Regions from separate parts of the Homo sapiens genome. Here region 1 is linked to region 2. A link is a loop called in an ENCODE intact Hi-C map of the cell type or tissue named here. Cell type or tissue: endothelial cell of umbilical vein. All regions are shown on one strand. Region 1 overlaps SPATA31H1 (SPATA31 subfamily H member 1). Region 2 holds the start of FNDC4 (fibronectin type III domain containing 4).

What was found. A loop is a pair of places that touch in the nucleus more often than their neighbours do. Peaks named below come from ENCODE experiments on the same cell type or tissue, not always from the same donor. Only the 100,000 strongest peaks of a DNase experiment are listed, where the experiment ranks them.
Region 1: it touches region 2 in a loop (4-fold over the local background); 5 of 110 quality-filtered maps call a loop at or near these places.

Annotation. Positions count from the first base shown.
Region 1 is chr2:27,565,831-27,568,330 of GRCh38, reverse strand. SPATA31H1 (SPATA31 subfamily H member 1) reads right to left here. Exons shown (of 5, transcript NM_032266.5): 3 at 2,233-2,287; 4 at 1,947-2,042; 5 at 1-1,596. Among named protein-coding and RNA genes, the nearest start is that of ZNF512, 16 kb to the left of the region's middle. RefSeq lists an enhancer at 1,233-2,432. In endothelial cell of umbilical vein, no CTCF peak of the experiment used is centred here; a DNase peak (open chromatin) is centred at 1,480; H3K27ac peaks cover 2,268 bases.
Region 2 is chr2:27,493,805-27,496,304 of GRCh38, reverse strand. FNDC4 (fibronectin type III domain containing 4) reads left to right here and starts at 1,105. Exons shown (of 7, transcript NM_022823.3): 1 at 1,105-1,427; 2 at 1,602-1,758; 3 at 1,839-1,954; 4 at 2,171-2,375. The coding sequence starts at 1,626. In endothelial cell of umbilical vein, no CTCF peak of the experiment used is centred here; no DNase peak of the experiment used is centred here; H3K4me3 peaks cover 1,396 bases; H3K27ac peaks cover 246 bases.

The DNA of each region.
Region 1 (2,500 bases), 72 kb before region 2:
ACTTTATGCTGTGGCCCTGGCATCATTTCCACAGTTTCCGTAACTGCATGTTGTGGCCTTAGATTCATCTTTTCTGGTTTTGTGTCTTGATGGTTCAACAATGTGTTCATTTTCACTGACTCTATGACTTGATATCGTGGTGTTGGAGTCATTCCCACTGATTCTATACATGGATGTGATTTGTTAATCATCCCCATAGAATCCATAACTTGAAGCAGTGCTACAGGAGTTACTTTCTTATTATCTGTGACTTGATTCAGTAATCTTGTGGCCACCCTCTCTGATTCCATAACTTGGTGCTGAGACCTTGGGGCTGCCTCCATTGATTGAATGACTTGATTTGGTGGTTTGGGGGTTATGCTCACTGTTTCCATGGTTTCCATTGGTTTCACAACTTGACTTGGCAGCTGTGAGAACAAACCCGCAAATTCTGAATGTGATTCTGGGATCATCCCCATTGAATCCATGACCCGAAGTAGTGCCAATGGAGTTACCTTTAGGCTATCTTTGACTTGATATGATAGCCTTGGGGTCAACTCCACATTAGTCACTTGTGTCTTGTGCTGCTGTATCCTTTTTTCTGGAAAACCTATGACCCTCTCCTCTATACTAAGCTCTAGCACATGTTTTGGATCATTCTTCAGTAAAGGAGTTTCCTCTTGAATTACATTAAGTTCTAAACTTCTTGGAGGTAGACTGCCCATTGATGTAACTAAAGGCTTGAATCCAAGGATTTGAGGGCCATCCCCAGGTTGTAACTGCTTATCTGAGATAAGTGACTGTGAAAGTTTTGTTTCTGTGCTATTTGATCCAGATCCCACTCCAGCATTCACATGGAGCTGAAATGATGGAAGGTCTGAGGATTTGTTGTTGATATTTTGCTCAGTGTTTTGATGAATGGGCATAGATAACTGAGTTTGGGGTTTCTCTGATTCAGCAACTCCTCCTTGTACTTCAGTTATATAATTCAGCATTGCCCATGATTTCCTCAAAGGTAAAGGTGCTGTTTGTTGCCGCAAAGCAAAAACCTTCTGAGACATATGTCCTTCTAGCTCCCTTCTAACTGAAGGAGAGAGCTTGAATGTAGCCCACCTTGGAAGTCGTGGTCTCTCCTTGGAAACAGAATTTGGCTCATGATCTGATGTCAAATGACTCTTGCTCATTCTCTCATCATTTTTTTTCCTTTTTTGTTTGCAGATATTTAGGGGTTCAGAAATAGAGTTGATAAAAGAGCTCTGAGGTTGTAAGGGTGAAAGATCTGCCAAATTCTGAAAAATTTTTGATTTCTGGGGCTCTGAGAGCTGAAAAAGAGGCAGGGTTCTGCCTTGGTTCCTGAACACAGAGGATTGCTTTTTGTGGGAAATAGGTAAACTATGGCTCCGGAATTCCCAAGTTGTTCCTTCAGAAAAGACAGGAAGATGAGACAGACTGGAGTCATTGCATGATGAACTAAAGGAGATGCTGTGGTCAGTAGAATGTTTTGCTTTCTTATAGTCACAACAGCATAGAACAGTCTTCTGAGCCACAAGAACAGAGGTGGTAGAGGAAGAAATCATATCCTGTGATTCAGGCAAATCCTGTTCCACAAGCCTTGATCTAAGAAATAAAGAGAAATGTTTCAGTTTGCATTGAAATAGGAAAACGAAAAAAGTGGCCATTTCAAATGCAAAATATTTTTGGCCTGAAGGAGAATTTGAAAAAAAAAAAAAGTTTCTTTCCCCAACATCAATTACTTATAGAAATAATTTCTCCACCAGGACAAAGGGAGGAAACTGTTCCCATTCCACCCAGAAATGATCCTTCCACCAGTTTGAACCCAGAACTACCCCCACAGACAAAACAAACTCTCTCTTCTCCCTCTCTCCCTCCCTCCTTCATTCCCTTCCTTTCTTCTTTTTAAAACCTCTACCACCTTCAATCCCCACCCAGAAACTACATTGCCTGACCTTGCGCTTTCTAGGTATCGGAAGATCTGTTGAAGGCTCCGCTCCATTGACCAGAGTATATATTCCTGGGTCCAGCCCACAGGGAGTTCTGAAACACTGGATGCAACAGTGTATGTCAATGTAATTGAAGTTTCATTAAAGTACCAGTAAGGAAAACAATAAGAGAGATTTAACTTAGAAAGGAGAAAGCTATCACAGTGAAGGAAGTAAAACAGAGTCCAGGTACTTTACGTCTAACTTTCACAGAATTTATCAGTAGAATAGGCTGAAGACAGGCTTTACTCACCATGTCAGGTTAGCTTCAGTGCAAGCCATCCTGAGGTTTTCTTCCCACTGTGGATCTGGGAGAAGAGGTGAAGAATCTGTCAGCCTCATGACTATTGATGATCATGATCATTTTGTCCAACCCCCTCTTTTTGCAAATAAGGAAACAAAGATGAAGTTATACCCAAGATCATAAAGCTAATTAGTGGTAGATCTCAGACTTAACCCATCTCAAGATTTTTCAAAAAGCCATACTATGCTGCCTTCATCATACAGTAGATGTAAGCTAT
Region 2 (2,500 bases):
AACCAAAGAATCTGCCCTAAATACAATGTTAGCCAACATTTATTTACACTGAACAACACACTTTTCACAGACAGTATCTCATTGGATACACCAACACTAAGATGTTGGTCAATATTGACACCCTCATTTTTCAGATGATGAAACAGGCTCAGAGTAGTTTAGTTGGTTGCTTAAGATCACACAGCTGGACAAATTGGGACTCACACCCAGGTTCTCAATTCAGATTTCAAGCTCAACCAAAGCATGATATAATGTAAGGGCTTACATGTTATTGAACAAAGAAGTAACTAACAGATTGGTGCAAATTAATCTCCATCATCCAGTCACATAGTGTTGTGAGATTTATAAAGATCTTTCCCGTCTCATTTGAGCCTCACAACAACCCTGTGAGATTTCACACGCTTTGCTTTACAGGTGGGAAACCTGAAGCACAGATAAACCAGTTTCTCCAAAACCACACCGTAAGTGGTAGAGCTTTAGAAAAACAAAAAAAGAAAAGAAAGGAATAATAATTTTTTTAAAAAAGCCATAGGTCTTTGCGCTTTGATTCTCCCGAGAAGCCCAACACTCTTAACAATCACTGTATCTCCAGGTTTTAATATAATGCCAGACACATAGGAGATGCTCAATAAATATTTGGTGAATAAATGAAAGAATGAATGAGAAAGCGAACGGAATTAAATGAGATTATGAATGGAAAAGAGACTTAAAAGCTGACGCAGTCTACAAGTAAGGGATTGTTAAAGCAATTATTATCTCCCTCACTCTCTCCCCTCTCCTGTTAGCCCCTCGGGCACTGGAGGTGGAATTCCTCTTCCCAACTTGGCTCTTCCACGCGGGGAGGAAGGGGATCTCCCAGGTGCCGGAGACCCTAGCACCCGCGTCTCACCCCCCACGCCCCCGCCGACTCGTCCGCTTCAGCTGGGAGAGAGAAGGGATAAGGGATGGGGGCTCCGGAGGCGCCATTGGGAGGGTCGTGGGAGGAGCCCCGAGAGGACGGGAGTGAGGGGGCGGGAGGGGAATGACGGCGGCGAGAACCCCGGCTGGGCGGGGCGGGCCCGCGCGTCCCGGCCGGGCTGCGGCGGAGCGAGCGGGGCCAGCGCTGCAGAAGGCGGCGGCTGGCTCTCCGGGACGGTCACATCCCGCTGCAGGGGCGGGCGGAGGCCGCCGCACTGCCTCCCGCACCGGGGACCCAGGCCAGCGTCCGGGCAACGCCCCCTGCTCCCGGACAGACTCCGTGGCCCGCTCGAGCCCTGGGGGCTCCGCAGACCCGCGCCCGCTCCGCCCGCAGCTCGGCCCCGCGCTGCCCGCGTCGCCGGGCCCGCGCCGGGATGGGGTAGGGGCAGCGCCACCGAGTCGGGCGATGGGCCGCCCTCTGGGCACCGAGCAGCCCCCCGAGGCCTGACCAACCGCGAGGACCGGCGGAGGTGGGTGTGGGCAGGGCGGACCGCACTCTGGGGCCGCCCGGGCAATGCGGGGGCGGGAGGGCGTAGAGAAAATAGGGCTGTTGTGAGCTGTGGGGAGCCCAGGAGAGCTGCTGCCCCCCGACCTCCGTGCGTTCTGGGCAGTCCTTGACCCCCCACAACTCCTGCCATCTCCAGGAGCCCCGCCTGGATGTCAAGCGGATGCCAAGCGGATGCCACAGTTCCCCCCCCAGCGGACTCCGTGGGGACATGGCTTCGCTGGTGCCCCTTTCCCCATATCTAAGCCCCACGGTCCTCCTGCTGGTCAGCTGTGACCTGGGCTTCGTGCGAGCAGGTAAGTAAAGGGGAACGGGGCTGAGGGTCAACCACAGCTAGTCAATGGGTGAAACCTGTTAAACACCCTGGCTCCCGCAGACCGGCCTCCCTCTCCTGTGAATGTGACGGTCACTCACCTCAGAGCCAACTCGGCCACTGTGTCCTGGGACGTCCCAGAAGGCAACATCGTCATTGGCTACTCCATTTCCCAGCAAGTATGAATCACCCTTCTGCTCCCCCAACCTGTGTCCTTGGATTTCGGCACATTTCTTCACTTAAGTGGGGGGGATCTGGAAGCTGGCGTATCCTGGCTCAGGCTGCCCTTTTCACGCTACTCCCCCGGAGTGCTTGGATGTTGAAGAGTCTCTGGTTGAGCCTTGTGGCCTGGCACTGGGGTGAGGCTGTCCTCCTCTCCCCTCATCTCCCTGCAGCGGCAGAATGGCCCCGGGCAGCGTGTGATTCGGGAGGTGAACACCACCACCCGGGCCTGTGCCCTCTGGGGCCTGGCTGAAGACAGTGACTACACAGTGCAGGTCAGGAGCATCGGCCTTCGGGGAGAGAGTCCCCCAGGGCCCCGGGTGCACTTCCGAACTCTCAAGGGTTCTGACCGGCTACCTTCAAACAGTTCAAGCCCAGGTGAGGATCTGTGCTATTGGATTCTCTGGCTGCTTACCTGGCTTGCAGCCTCTTACTTACTTCCCCAAGACAAGCAACAGACTAGCTGAGTTGAATAGGATGATTTAATTCATTGTACTGCCAGG